2 separate regions of the Homo sapiens genome follow, and region 2 is linked to region 1. A link is an interaction called in ENCODE POLR2A ChIA-PET data of the cell type or tissue named here. Cell type or tissue: OCI-LY7. All regions are shown on one strand. Links, peaks and the distances in the headings refer to the core of each region. The heading gives the core; the rest is flanking DNA. Region 1 overlaps CARMIL1 (capping protein regulator and myosin 1 linker 1). Region 2 holds the start of LOC101928663 (a long non-coding RNA gene).

Region 1 (4,000 bases), core at 1-4,000:
CTTCGGCAAGGAAATGCTACCCGTGGCCCCGAAAAGCACAATGCCAGTGAAGTACGGTGAGTTAAGGTGCAAACTTGACTGTGATGGGCTCAGGATAGAATGGGAGGGGAGATGTTAGACCTAATGCATACAGATGACTCATTCAAACGTTCTGCAGTAAAAGCAAGAAAAGAAACTGGCTAGTAGCTGGAAGAGAAATCAGAGTCAAGAGAGGATGTTTTTATTTAATAAGAAAAATAATAACTCATATGCCAGTGGGAATCAGGTAGAAAGAAGAAAATAGATGACATAGGAAAGGGAGGGAAAATTTCATACAGCAATGTCCTTGAGAAGGTACGTGTAGATGGAGATAGAACATCATGCCCAAGGAGGTGGGAGCATGGGCACAGACGCAGGCAGGTGGTGGGTGTGCTGGTGGCAGTCTCTACTGATTATTTCTGGGGTTTCTGGTGAAAAAGGAAACAACCAAGTGTAAGGAGACCATGGATGTTTGAACAGCAAGTAGAAAGTATGCAACAGTTGTCTGAGAGAGTGGTGGGAATGAAGAGACAGTGGAAACACAATGAGACTGCCAGGTAGCATCAAGGGCCCACTTAAGATCTGTGATCAGCTTAGAGTGAGACAAACAATATGGTGCTGTGGTATTCTCCAAGCACATTTGGCCTCATGGGTGCAAGCACAGAACAGGTGAAGAGAGGGAAGGATTTAACCAGAACTGTGATTTAGTCAAGCAAGAATGACCAAGCCTGAGGGGTCAAGGGTGATAAGGATCTATGCCATGGTAGAGATTACAGTGGTTGATCGTGGACTCCAAGCTGGGGAAGGGGAGAAGTGAGGACATGGGGTGAGTGTGGGTCCGTGAAGACGTGATGGATTCAATGGACTGAAAAACCTGGTGGATCAATGGACTATTGAGGTTGGAGGTACCACATGAGGCTTGCGAGAGAAGAGGAAGTGGTGATAAGAGTGGGATGTTTCAAAGTGAGTGATGGAGGCACTGAAGTCACCGGTGATGAGAGGATCAAGATATGACCGTGGGATGGAGTGAACATGGGGACTGAAATCCTGGAGAACTCACAGAAGTAGTGTTGGAGACAGGGACAGTGAACCAGAAACAAAATTTTTCAAAGAAAGAGGGGAATGACCACGTGGAAGAGCAGAGGACTAGTGACAAGGAGGCAAAGTGGGCCATGCAGAGACCTGAAAGTCAGAGGAGGTGGCGTTTCAGGAGAAGGAGGAGCAGCACTATGAAAATAGCATAGACGAGGCTACCCCAGCTCTACCCATGGTGTACGGGAAAGATGAAAAAGGGTGGCCACTTGAGACAGCTGAAGGAGGGGCAGTACTGCCAGGAGAGACCCAAGTGTCCAATAAAGCAAGGAGATGAAGGTCATGCTCCCAGACAAGGTGAGGAAGTGGGGGGTTTGCTGATGACTGATGGTGAGCACACAAACTGCACAGTGAAGGGGCTTCATGAGTTCCCTAGGGGAGGGAAGCAGGATTGGAAAAGCTGAAGTAAAGAGGCAAATGAGGATCAGGACACAGGAGTGAGAGATGACACGGGAGTCCAGGCTTCCTATGGTGACTGACATAAACGGGAATAAGACGTGTGATGAGATTGCTTCTGAGGGTCAAGTAGAGATTGGTGGAGAGGCTGGGAGTACAGAGGTTCCTTGCCAGGAGTAGCATCACAGGGATCCCACTTGACCCCTACTAAGGAAGGTGAATGGCTGAAGAAGGGAGGGAGGATGAAAAGGTACAGACTTATCCCTTGTTCATGGATCAGCAGAGGGACATTTTGTAAAACTGGCTTGTCCAAAAAAAAAAAAAAAAGCAAAAATACTGATTTTAGCTAACTCTCTGAGTAATTACGTTCAATCCTCTATGTGCAAAATAAATTTAAATCCTCTCTAATCCCTATTCTGCATTTTTTAAAATTATAATTCAAACTACCCAAAATTTCATCAACTCCAGGAGAGTGCATGAAAACACACACCGCTTTAGAGTGATGCACTGGTCACTGGATACTATAAAACATTCCACATTGAGGAAACACCCAATGAGGTGCATTCTTCTCTAAGTGCAATCTTAAAAAACATCAGAACAAGAAGAAACAATGCTTAGGCTGGAGCGCTTTAGAAGGATTCTTAGAAGGAAGCCGTGTGCTTGTTTTGTGTCTGGAAAATAAGATTAGACAGATAGTTGCATCAGATTTCCTGACAGGATTATTAGAGTGCAGTTACCACAGTAACCAGTAAACTACGTGTGCAGCTGGAGGAGGAGGAAGGTAGAAGGCATCTTTTTCAAAAACAATTAAATCCTATAATTTTAGAGCTGGAAAGGATTTCTAAAAGCCCTGTAGTTGAATCCTTTGCCTAAATACCCTAGACAGTATAAAGTATTTAAATATAGAGAAACTATAAGAAATACCCTTATAAAAATCATCCAAAGAGAAAAATAAGATGAAAATGAAACTTTTTGGTCATGAGTTGGGAGGTGCTAGAAAACTTAGTAATAATAAGTACATAAAATAAAGAAAGATTTCAAGCCTAACTAGAAAGAGGCAAGAACATACACTTAGCCCTTCCTATATGCTAAGTGTTCCCTTTTCACTAATCCTCAGAATAATGTAACACTGTTACAGATTAAGTGTCAGAGCTGGGATTTGAACCCAGGTAGGCCTATCCCAAAATCAATGCTGCCTCCTAGAGACTCCTGATGGCCCAGTCCACAAGTCCACAGGTGAGCTGCAGTAAGAAGAGAGCAGCGAGAAAGCAGGTGAGCATCCAGCCTGCCTTGGTCACCAAACAGCTCAGTGGCTTAGGGAAAGTCACTCCCATCCTCTCTGAACCCAAATTTCTTCATCTGGAAATGAGACTAAATGACCTCTTCACAAATGGAAAACCAAAGATCCAAATAAATCTCTGGCCTAGTTTCAAAGATACCAAATCACATTCTCAGAGGAAAGCTTAATGATCGAATCACCCCCTGGTGTTCCCATTCCATCTGAACCATTCTTATGCCAAAGTCTCTCCCATCTCACACCTACATTCTTCTAAATGTGGGCTGCCCACTAGCTAATGAACAGACTCACTGCAGCTTTCAACAACTAGCCATAGTAAGTTGCTAGCAACTAGCCCTGAATATTTAAAGATATCAACTTCTTTCAAACAATGCTTCCCAAACTTTTCCGCACCAAAGTGCACCTGTGCCCCCTCCTCCGCCTTTCCAGTGTTATTTCTGTTCTCCATGCTTCCTCACAGATCATCATGGACTTGGTTGAACAATCTGGATCCAAAATGTTCTCAGAACCCTGTGGAGAAATTCTGTCGGGCTAAGAGGCTTAAATTCAGTTAGAAAAACTATGTCTGTCTTATTACTTCTCCAACATATTTTTGACATTCTGAGTTTTCTGTTGTTGTTGCTGTTGTTTTGAGACAGAGTCTCGCTCTATTGCCCAGGCTGGAGCAGCGGCACAATCTCAGCTCACTGCAACCTCTGCCCTGCAGGTTCAAGTGATTCTCCTGCTTCACCCTCCCAAGTAGCTGGGACTACAGGCGTGTGCACCACGCTAATTTTTGTATTTTTAGTAGAGACTGTGTTTCACCATGTTGGCCTGGCTGGTCTTGAACTCCTGACCTCAGGTGATCCACCCGCCTCAGCCTCCCAAAGTGCTGGGATTATAGGCATGAGCCACCATGCTCAGCCGGCATTCTGAGTTTTCTATATATAAAAGATAGATAGACAACAGGAGTTAAAAGGCTATGCTCTATGACTACCCACAGCCACCATCAGTTCCACTCAGATGCAAATATATTCTTTCCTTATGACTCTGAACACTTCTTTCAACTACTTTTTTTTATTGTCTCTGGCACCTTCTGCAAGTCTCAGATCTCTCTGGAATCTGACTACCTCAACTTAAATCCCAGCGCAGTTACTTAACTAGCTATGTAAATGACAGCAAATACCTAAACGCCCAAAGCCTCCCGTTTACGCCTCT
Region 2 (9,836 bases), core at 3,088-7,087, 85 kb after region 1:
GCTGGAGTGGGGTGGCACTATCTTGGTTCACTGCAATCTCCGCCTCTTGGGTTCAAGCAATTCTCCTGCCTCAGCCTCTCAAGTAGCTGGGACCACAGGCACCAGCCACCACACCTGGCTAATTTTTTGTGTGTTTTTAGTAGAGATGGGGTTTCACTGTGTTGATCAGGCTGGTCTTGAATTCCTGACCTCGTGATCCGCCCGCCTCGGTCTTCCAAAGTGCTCGGATTACAGGCATGAGCCACCGCACCGGGCGGCCTTTTTTCTTTCTTTCTTTCTTTCTTTCTTTCTTTCTTTCTTTCTTTCTTTCTTTCTTTCTTTCTTTCTCTCTCTCTCTCTCTCTCTCTCTCTCTCTCTCTTTCTTTCTTTCTTTCTTCTTTCCTTTCTTTTTTTTTTTTTTTTCTCGCCCAGGCTGGAGTGCAGTGGCCCGATCTCAGCTCACTGCAAGCTCCACCTCCTGCGTTCATGCCATTCTCCTGCCTCAGCCTCCCAAGTAGCTGGGACTACAGGCCCTGTTTGTATTTTTAGTAGACACGAAAGTAGCCAGGATGGTCTGGATCTCGGGACCTCATGATCCGCCCGCCTCGGCCTCCCAAAGTGTTGGGATTACAGGCGTGAGCCACGGCGCCCGGCCGGGTTTTTTTCTTTTTTTTTTTAATTTTAATCTTTTAAAAACCTTTAAACTGACAAATAATAATTGTACATATTCATGGGGGTATATAGTATTGTTTTGAAACATAATGTATGGTGATTAGATCAGGGTAATTAGCATATCCATCATCTGAAACAATGGTCATTTCTTGGGTTGGGAACATTCTGTATCCTCCTCCTCCTCTAGCTATTCGAAACTATGTATTACCTACAGTGGTATAGAACAATAGAACTTATTCCTCCTATCTACCTGTAATTTTGTCCTTTAACAAATCTCTCCCTATCCTGCCCCCGACCCACCCTTCCCATGACCCTCCCCAGCCTCTGGTATCCTCTGTCCTACTTTTTACTTCTATGAGCTCAACATTTTTTTTTTTTTTAGCTTCCACATATGTGTGAGAACATGTGGTGTTTAACTTTCTGTTCCTGGCTTATTTCACTTAACATAACGTCCTCCAGTTCCAGCCGTGCTCACATTGGCCTTTTTTTTATGCTCTAGAAAGTTATATTGTTTTCTGCCACAGACTTCATAATGCTGTGTTCTTTTCTACTCTTCTTTTTTACTTCCCACCTTGTTCTCCTGCACTTCAGATGCACAGAATTGTGTTAACCATAAACTTTGGGTGTTTATATGCCATCATCCTTGATCCATTCACAATACCATTCAATAATATAATAAACATCCAACCCAACAATCAGAATAAGTAACCTATATTTATCTACATGTGCCTTTCTTGTCTCATCCCATTGCATCTCCCTCAAATAATATTTTGATCCTAAATGTTAGATTTATTGTTTGCTTGCTTTTTGTTGTTTTTGCTTGCCTAACCACACACAACACCACACACACACACACACACACACACACACACACACACATCTCTATTGGTTACATGGTTTAATTTTTTTTGTTGTTGTTTGTTTGTTTGTTTTGAGACGGTGTCTCGCTCTGTCACCCAAGCTGGAGTGCAGTGGCGCTATCTTGGCTCACTGCAAGCTCCGCCTCCCGGGTTCACGCCATTCTCCTGCCTCAGCCTCCCAAGTAGCTGAGACTACAGGCACCTGCCACCACGCCTGGCTAATTTTTTGTATTTTTAGTAGAGATGGGGTTTCACTGTGTTAGCCAGGATGGTCTTGATCTCCTGACATTGTGATCTGCCCGCCCTGGCCTCCCAAAGTGCTGGGATTACAGGCGCGAGCCACCGCGCCTGGCCTTTTTTTTTTTTTTTTTTTAAATAGTCCAGAGGTCTTTTATTTTATTTCTTTAACACCTATTATGCATGAATTCATAGGGAATAGATTCCAGCAGCTCAAGCTCTTTCCCGTTGGTTCTCACACAGTGTGCTTCTCTGGGTGGAGCAGGCTGGTGCTTCAGTTGAACCCAGGTACTTTTCTCTTTGGCTTCCTTCTTTTTCTGATCATTTTCCTTCACGCATTTCAGGAAGCTACCTCGGCTCTTAGAGTGTTTAATGTGCTCAATATGCACATTAATTCTCTTGGCAAGAATCTTGCCCTTAACTTGTTTGTTTAAAACAATGCCAAAAGCATGCTGGGTAAAATTGTAGACTCTTCCAGTTTTGCCATGGTAACACCTGTGGGGCATTCCTTTTTGAACAGTACCCCTTCCCTTGATGTCTGCAATATCACCTTTCTTATAGATTAGCATATATGTGGCCAAAGGAACAACTCCATGTTTTTGTAAAGGCCTAGAGAACATATATCCAGTGCCTTTCCTTTTTGCCTTTGTATTCATCATTTTGGCAAATTACTGGAAGATGACGGTTCTGGCCAAAAGGCTGGTTTTGTTTTTGGGTCACATTTTCTTGCTTCTCTGCGTTAGAATCTTGGATTAGATGATGGACATGGTGAAGGTTGTATCATTTAGTGTCTAGACTTTGTAATCTTCCTTTAAACATAACAATATTATTTTGAGTTTTTTTCTAGCAGGCTTACTGATTCTTTCAAATGATTTGTTTGTTTGTTTGTTTTATAAAAAACTGGATCTGCTATATTGCCAAGGCTGGGCTCAACTCTTGGGCTCAAGTAGTCCTCCTGCTTCAGCCTCCTGAGTAGCTGGGACTACAGACATGCATCACCATGACCGGCTTAAAGGTTGTTGTTAATCTTTGTTAGGGTCGGTGTGGAGTACCCTATTTTAGCTTTGCTCCAAAGGTGCAGCTTTTCTGGGGCCTTTAGTGAATACATAAGTATTTAGCAAGGTGTTTCTACTCTACTTGGTCAGAAATGTAACATCCCTCAGTCCTCTGAGAGTTGTTTAGCTTCAGTTACCTGGTAACTGTTCTTAGTAGGATTCATCCATTCTATCACATATGGTTTGTATGTATTCACTTTTACTAGTTACGTTGCTAAATTCTTTCTATGATTTTTCATGTGGTGGTATTATCACTTATTTTATAGATGGAAAATATGAGGTGCAGAGAAGTGATGGAAAAAAGAGAAGATCAGGATTTCAGTTTTTTTCTGCATTTCTCATCATCCCATGAAGTCTCTTGATAACATAAGCCAAGTTTTCATATACCTTGACGTGTGTGATACTTACGTGGTGCCAAGAACAAGATGCATACTCAATAAATATTCATCACTATAGGCAAAAGCGGGCACAGATGGAAAATAAAATTATTTGAAGGTAAAGAACACTTGATTAAGAATTAGTCAGCAAAATAACATTAAATTGAGTCAGAATAAATGGGTTCTAGGCTTCACCCCATTGTGAATGAATAATATATTACTTTTAGACAGTGTTTTCCTATACTTGTTTATGTTTGCTCGTCACAAAAACCTGCTGAGCTAACCTAGGGTAAGGTCTTGGTAGGAAGACATCCCAGAGTCACAAGGCAACAAACACGTAATGAAGGCAAGTTTTAAAATCAGATCTTCTGAATATTAAAAAAAAAAATTTTTTTTAGAAGGGTCTCACTCTCACCTAGGCTGGAGTACAGTGGCACTGTCACAACTCCCTGCAGCCTCAAACTCCTGGGCTCACGTGATCCTCTCATTATCTTAATCGCTTTGAGTCTCAGTTTTCCCATCTATAAAATGGGGATATCACTTAGTTCACTAGGTTGCTCTGGTGTTTAAGGGAAATAAATACATATAAAGCATATTGAAATATTTAAAGAATTCAATAAATGTTTATTATTAGGAAACAAACATATGGTAATTTTTGAGCCAGAGTCTCATTCTGTTGCCCAGGCTGGAGTGCAGTGGCACAATCTCGGCTCACCACAACCTCCGCCTCCTGGGTTCAAGGAATTCTCCTGGGTTCAAGCGATTCTCGTGGCTCAGCCTCCCAAGTAGCTGGGACTACAGTTGCACGCCACCATGCCCAGCTAATGTATGTATTTTTAGTAGAGACGGGGTTTCACCATGTTGGTCAGGCTGGTCTTGAACTCCTGACATCAGGTGATCTGCCCACCTTGGCCTCCCGAAGTTCTAGGATTACAGGTGTGAGCCACTGCGCCCAGCAACAACAACAACAACAACAACAACAACAACAACAACAAAAATCTTAAACAAACAAAAAACCCAACAGGGTTTATGACACCAAATCCTGTCAACTATCAACCACACCATATTGTACCTCTCACCACATATTTTTACTTAAATTATGTAACATTTCTTAGCCTTGGTTTTCTCACTGAAAACAGGGGAGGCTGAACTTAACTATACATAACTCTTCTGCTTCTAAATGTGTCTGAGAGAGAGACTGAAATAAGCAAGGGAGAGTGGATGTCCTTCATGCTTAAACTTAAGATCCCAATTTTTATCCGAAATGAGCTTAAACTTTCCCTCCTGTGAATTTGCTACTCTTTTTGAAGCTAATAACAATTAAAAAATAGAGCTATCTTTAATTCAGCAAAAAATAATTATTTCTAAATCCTGAGAGATCAATGAGACTGCAAACCTAACAAATTCATTTTTAATGACAAAAACACTAATTTCGTCATAAGGAGGCAATGATAAGATTCATTTATTTTGTATAAAACATTATAATTTATCATTTTTAACAAAATGGATACCACACATTTTCCTTTCGGAATAAATGTTTTAATCACCCTTTCGATGTGATATCTTTTGATCAACAGGAATTTTTGGCATCTCTAAACCCTCTTCCAAATTATTCAGGGCTCACTTTGGTTTTTAAAATTAACATTTGATTGATTTAAGTAACAAATGCAAAAGCCCAGTTTCCCCTTACATTTAAGTTTATTTTATATATTTAAAAATTCAATTTATAAATAAGGTAATATTATAAAATTCATTTTTAAGGTGACCTTTGATTATTGCTTAGTCCGATTTGCAAACTTTGTTAAATATTTTAAGTAACTTATACATTTATTATTTTCAAATTTTTTAAGTTCTTTAGTTTTCTGACTTACAAAGAAACCTTCCTGGTTATTTAAATAAGCATAATAAACCTAATAATCTTGTATTTATGCTGAACCCTTATAAATTACATAAAATTGTCTTAAGGCTTTCAACCTAAGAGAAGTCTGGATCAATGGTGATGTTTCAAATTTTAAATTCAGGGCCATTTGGCTAATCTATTGAATAATTAATATATTCAGAATTTCTTAAACATTACATTACTTAAAGCTACCACATTAGTCACAGTTTATCCACAAACATAAACCTGAAATATTAGAACTAATTTTTTGCTTTTAAAAAAGCATTCCTGTACTAAATTCTAGCTCTTTTTAGGACTAATTCACTTTCAAGAAAAAAACAATTCAGTCTTCCCACTATCATACCAGAGATTTTGGTAAGGAGCTTAAGCTGAGGCATCTAAGACAATTTCCCTCTCAGCCATGACGGGCATGTGGAAGTTTCCAAGCCCACGCCCTCCATGTAACCAAGTAACATGTTACGTAAGTGTCAAGGCTGGATTAATTCGGCAACTCATTCTAGATTGTTTTATTATTTGATTATATTAAAATAATTTAAGATTAATTTTTTTTTTCTGAAATTCTTTTCATGTCTCCTAACTGAGACCTGGTTAGATTCCACATATCCCTCTTGTCTTATCCAGCTCTAAGTCACAGTTCCGGGGACATTTTAATGATGCCTCCAAGCACATACAGACATTGCCAGGAACCTTGCTGCTCACTAACAGATGCTCCAGTCCTTGGACATCCCACATTTGAAAAAGCAGCACTGGCTGTGAGAAAAGCATAAATAATTTAAACAAAATAGGAAGAGCTAGAATGAGAACTAGTGTGAAAAGTCAAGACAAATCGAAGTATATTACTTGAATGTAGACGTGATCTGCAGTGAGACCAGAGTCTATCACATGCACACATAGAAAATGATTATATTTGTTCAGCACATCAGCATAAACAGATAAGGTAGCTCTCAACTGAAGGAGGTCTTCCCAGGGGATCGAGCACATCCCCAGGCCCTGCCTGGCTGCCCTGTGGGCTGAGAGAACCAACATGTCAACACATCTGATATCTATTCACTGTATGACAACATGGATTATCTGGGCTAAGGGTTCTTGTAATTTAAAAAATACTATTTAAGACAAATGTGATAAGGAGCCTACAACTTGTATGGCCCCCATGGACTCATAGTAATTGTTGAGATGTTTAAGATCTGAGGCTGGCTCCTTAGTGGCACTGAACCAACATATTTCAGTGTCAATCAATTGCATAACCATCACCTTAGTGTCAATGTCCTGGATATCCGCACACTAACATGCACATATAATTACATATATTTTACATCTTAGAGTGCAGCAAAATTTATTTTTTTAAAGCTCCCTCATCATCTTTTAAAACATTTATTCTCATTAGGCTTTCTGATTCACTTTTATTAACAAGTAATAGGAAATATAAGTTTATTGTTTTATTTATTTGTTCAACAATGGGAACACAACTAGTAAATGAAAGAGCTAGTACTTGAACCCAGGTTCTTAACTATAATCTTATTGCATCTGTTGCTGCTGAGGCACACATTATTAACCATTATTAGTAGGTAAGTTTTCTGCAGAACTAAAGAGATATCCAAAGACAGCAATAGCAAATACCACCATCAGAATTGGCCCCAAAAGAATACGATCTTGGATATTTTATTTTTGCATAAATACAGTTCAAGTTTCCACAACTCAAAAGAAAAGAGGGAACCTGGAGAAGTTTCAGTGTACAACCATAAAGTTTGATTTTTTTTTAATCACATGAGGAAAGCTGAATAATACCAATTTACTTAGTTTGAGGGTGAGAAGAGCTCTCACGTACAAGAAAGCCCACATCCCTGCCTTAATCTTAAATGATATATCTGTGTGATTTTTTTTTTTTTAGACGGAGTTTTGCTCTGCTGCCTGGGCTGGGCTGCAGTGGTATGATCTCGGCCCACTGCAACCTTCACTTCCTGGGTTCAAGTGATTCTCCTGCCTCAGCCTCCCAAGTAGCTGGGACTACAGGTGCACACCACCACGCCTGGCTAATTTTTGTATTTTTAGTAGAGACAGGGTTTCACCATGTTGGCCAGGCTAGTCTCAAACTCCTGACCTCAGGTGATCTGCCCGCCTCAGCCTCCCAAAGTGCTGGGATTACAGGCGTCAGCCACTGTGCCCGGTCATGATTTCTTCTTTTTTCTTCTTCTTTCTTTCTTTCTTCTTTTTTTTGAAACAGGATCTCACTCTGATGCCCAGGCTAGAGTGCAGTGGTGCAATCTGAGCTCACTTCAGCCTTGAACTCCAGGGCTCAAATGATCCTCCCACCTCAGCCTCCTGAGTAGCTGGGACCACGGGTGTGTCCCTCCACACCCAGCTAACTTTGCTTAATTTTTGTAGCGATGAGATCTCACTATGTTGCCCAGGCTGGTCTTGAACTTCTGGCCTCAAGTGATCTTTCCATCTTGGCCTCCCGAAGTGCTGAGATTACAGGTGTGAGCCACTGCACCTGGCCTATTTGTGTGATTTCTTACTTAAAATGATAAGCCTTTCAAGAACAGCCTAGAAACTACCATAGAATTTTAGAGTTATAAGTACACCATCAGATTGCATTATTAACCAGCCAATTGTACATTAACCAGCCAATTGTCAAACATGCCTCCAAAAAGAAAGTCCTTTATTAGGTTAAATCTATGTATATTTATAATTAAAATCCTCAGTTCTCAACATACCTGCATGCAATCTCAAGGCAATAGAAAAAAACTGAAGAAATTCTAACATGGAAATGTGGTGTCCTTAGCCAAAATAACAAATAGAGAGGATGGAAATGTTTATCCTTACAACAGAGCAAGATAAAATATACTTAAGCCAAAGCGGGAGAAATGCAAGTTGTGTTTAAGGAAGACTTCACTGAAAGTTAAGTTTATTGCTCACTGGAAAAATAAATAGGAAAAGATATTTAATTTCCTTCTCTGAAGGCCTTATGTAGTATTTTAAACTTATTAAATATAATCATAGTAGGGTATATTTGGGAAATAGAAATACTTTTAAATTACCTATACTCCTATACTGCTATATTTCTAACAAAGCAACTGCCATCACTTCTGGTGTATCCTTGGCTAATCTTTCTGAATTATATTCATTGATTACATAGCTGTTGCTATAACACAACACATACCTTTGTATTTAACAATTTTCATTTGTTAGTTTGACATTTTCCAAGCATGTTTTTATATTGCAATTGATTTGATAATTGTTCTTTTTCTTTTTGAAACAGAGTCTTGCTCTGTCACACAGGCTGGAGCGTAGTGGCATGATCTCAGCTCATTGCAACCTCTGCCTCCTGGGTTCAAGCAATCCTCCTACCTCAGCCTCCTGAGTAGCTTGGACCACAGGTGAGCACAACCACGCCCACCTAATTTTTGTACTTTTAGTAGAGACAGAGTTCCATCATGTTGGCCAGGGTGGTCTCGAACTCCTGACCTCAAATGATCCACCCCCCTTGGCCTCCCAAAGTGCTGGGATTACAGGGGCCGATAATTGTTCTTGAAATTAAAATTCCATCGAGTAGATACACTGTAACTTCCTTAAACATTGCCATATTGTTGCTTCTCATTTCCTGTCAGTATAAATTGTGCTGCAATGGACATGTTCATGCACATGGCTTTTATTCCTCTTTGGACAAATTTCTTAGGATGAAATCCCAGAAGTTGGATCAGAGGCTAGGAACTTTTTTGTGGCTTCCTAAATTCTTTCCAGGAAAGTATCTTTTTCTGTTGCCGTCAGCAGTGCCTCAGAGCACCGGTCTTACTGAAGCTTCGTTGGCATTGAATATCACAGCTTTTTTTTTTTTTTTTTTTTTCAGAGTCTCGCTCTATCCCCCAGGCTGGAGTGCAGTGGCACCATCTCGGCTCACTGCAATCTCCGACTCCTGGGTTCAAGCGATTCTCATGCCTCAGCCTCCTGAGTAGCTGTGATTGCAGGTGCCTGCCACCATGTCTGGCTACTTTTTTGTATTTTTAGTAGAGATAGGGTTTTGTTATGTTGGCCAGGCTGGTCTCAAACTCCTGACCTCAGGTGATCCACCCACCTTGGCCTACCAAAGTGCTAGGATTACAGGCATGAACCACTGTGCCTGGCCAAATATCAAAGCTTTTTATAATACATGTTTGCCTTTTCAATAGGAAGTAATTGGTCCCTCACTCTAGGTTGAACTCCTGGGCTCAAGCGATCCTCCTGCCTTGGTCTCCCAAAGTGCTAGAATTTACAGGTGTGAGCCACTTTGCACCCAGCCTCTTGGCTTTTACTTACAGCTACAGGACAACATAGTAATTAGCAATGTATCTAATTTACCACTTTATCAGTTCACTGAATGAGATGTTTATTTAAAGCAATCTTTAGGACAGGTGATGACTCCCATTTGGAATGATGTTCAATCATCTCATTATTTTTTTGTAGAAATAGAAAAGATGGTCTTTCTCAACTGTTGGCTTAGAAGTCACATTTTGTAGCTTGATTTAAGCCCGTTTATGTTTTAAACTGTTTGAAACTGAAGAAGACAGAATTTGAAGGAGAAATACTCACAGGCAAGAATATTTATTAATAGAAGGAATTTGACTCTAAATATGTGCAACTATATTCAAACCTCCAAACATAATTAGCAAGCTCTATAACTTATGGAAAGTACCCCAGCCTTGAAAAATCTCAGCTGCAGTAAGATTGTGAGCATCACTTTTTAAATTAAAATATAAAAATAAAGTATTTCACTAATTAT

The links. ChIA-PET counts read pairs that join two places held together with the same protein. Peaks named below come from ENCODE experiments on the same cell type or tissue, not always from the same donor. Only the 100,000 strongest peaks of a DNase experiment are listed, where the experiment ranks them.
Region 2: POLR2A ChIA-PET joins it to region 1 with 5 read pairs; 2 of 35 experiments call an interaction of 5 or more read pairs at or near these places.

What each region holds. Positions count from the first base shown.
Region 1 is chr6:25,341,150-25,345,149 of GRCh38, reverse strand. All of the region lies in intron 2 of CARMIL1 (capping protein regulator and myosin 1 linker 1), which reads right to left. All of the region lies in intron 2 of LOC124901281 (a long non-coding RNA gene), which reads left to right. Among named protein-coding and RNA genes, the nearest start is that of CARMIL1, 64 kb to the right of the region's middle. RefSeq lists an enhancer at 2,595-3,327. In OCI-LY7, for the core only: no CTCF peak of the experiment used is centred there; a DNase peak (open chromatin) is centred at 2,209.
Region 2 is chr6:25,253,810-25,263,645 of GRCh38, reverse strand. LOC101928663 (a long non-coding RNA gene) reads left to right here and starts at 2,239. Exons shown (of 3, transcript NR_110863.1): 1 at 2,239-2,522; 2 at 3,070-3,298. It also overlaps the pseudogene RPL21P68. In OCI-LY7, for the core only: no CTCF peak of the experiment used is centred there; no DNase peak of the experiment used is centred there.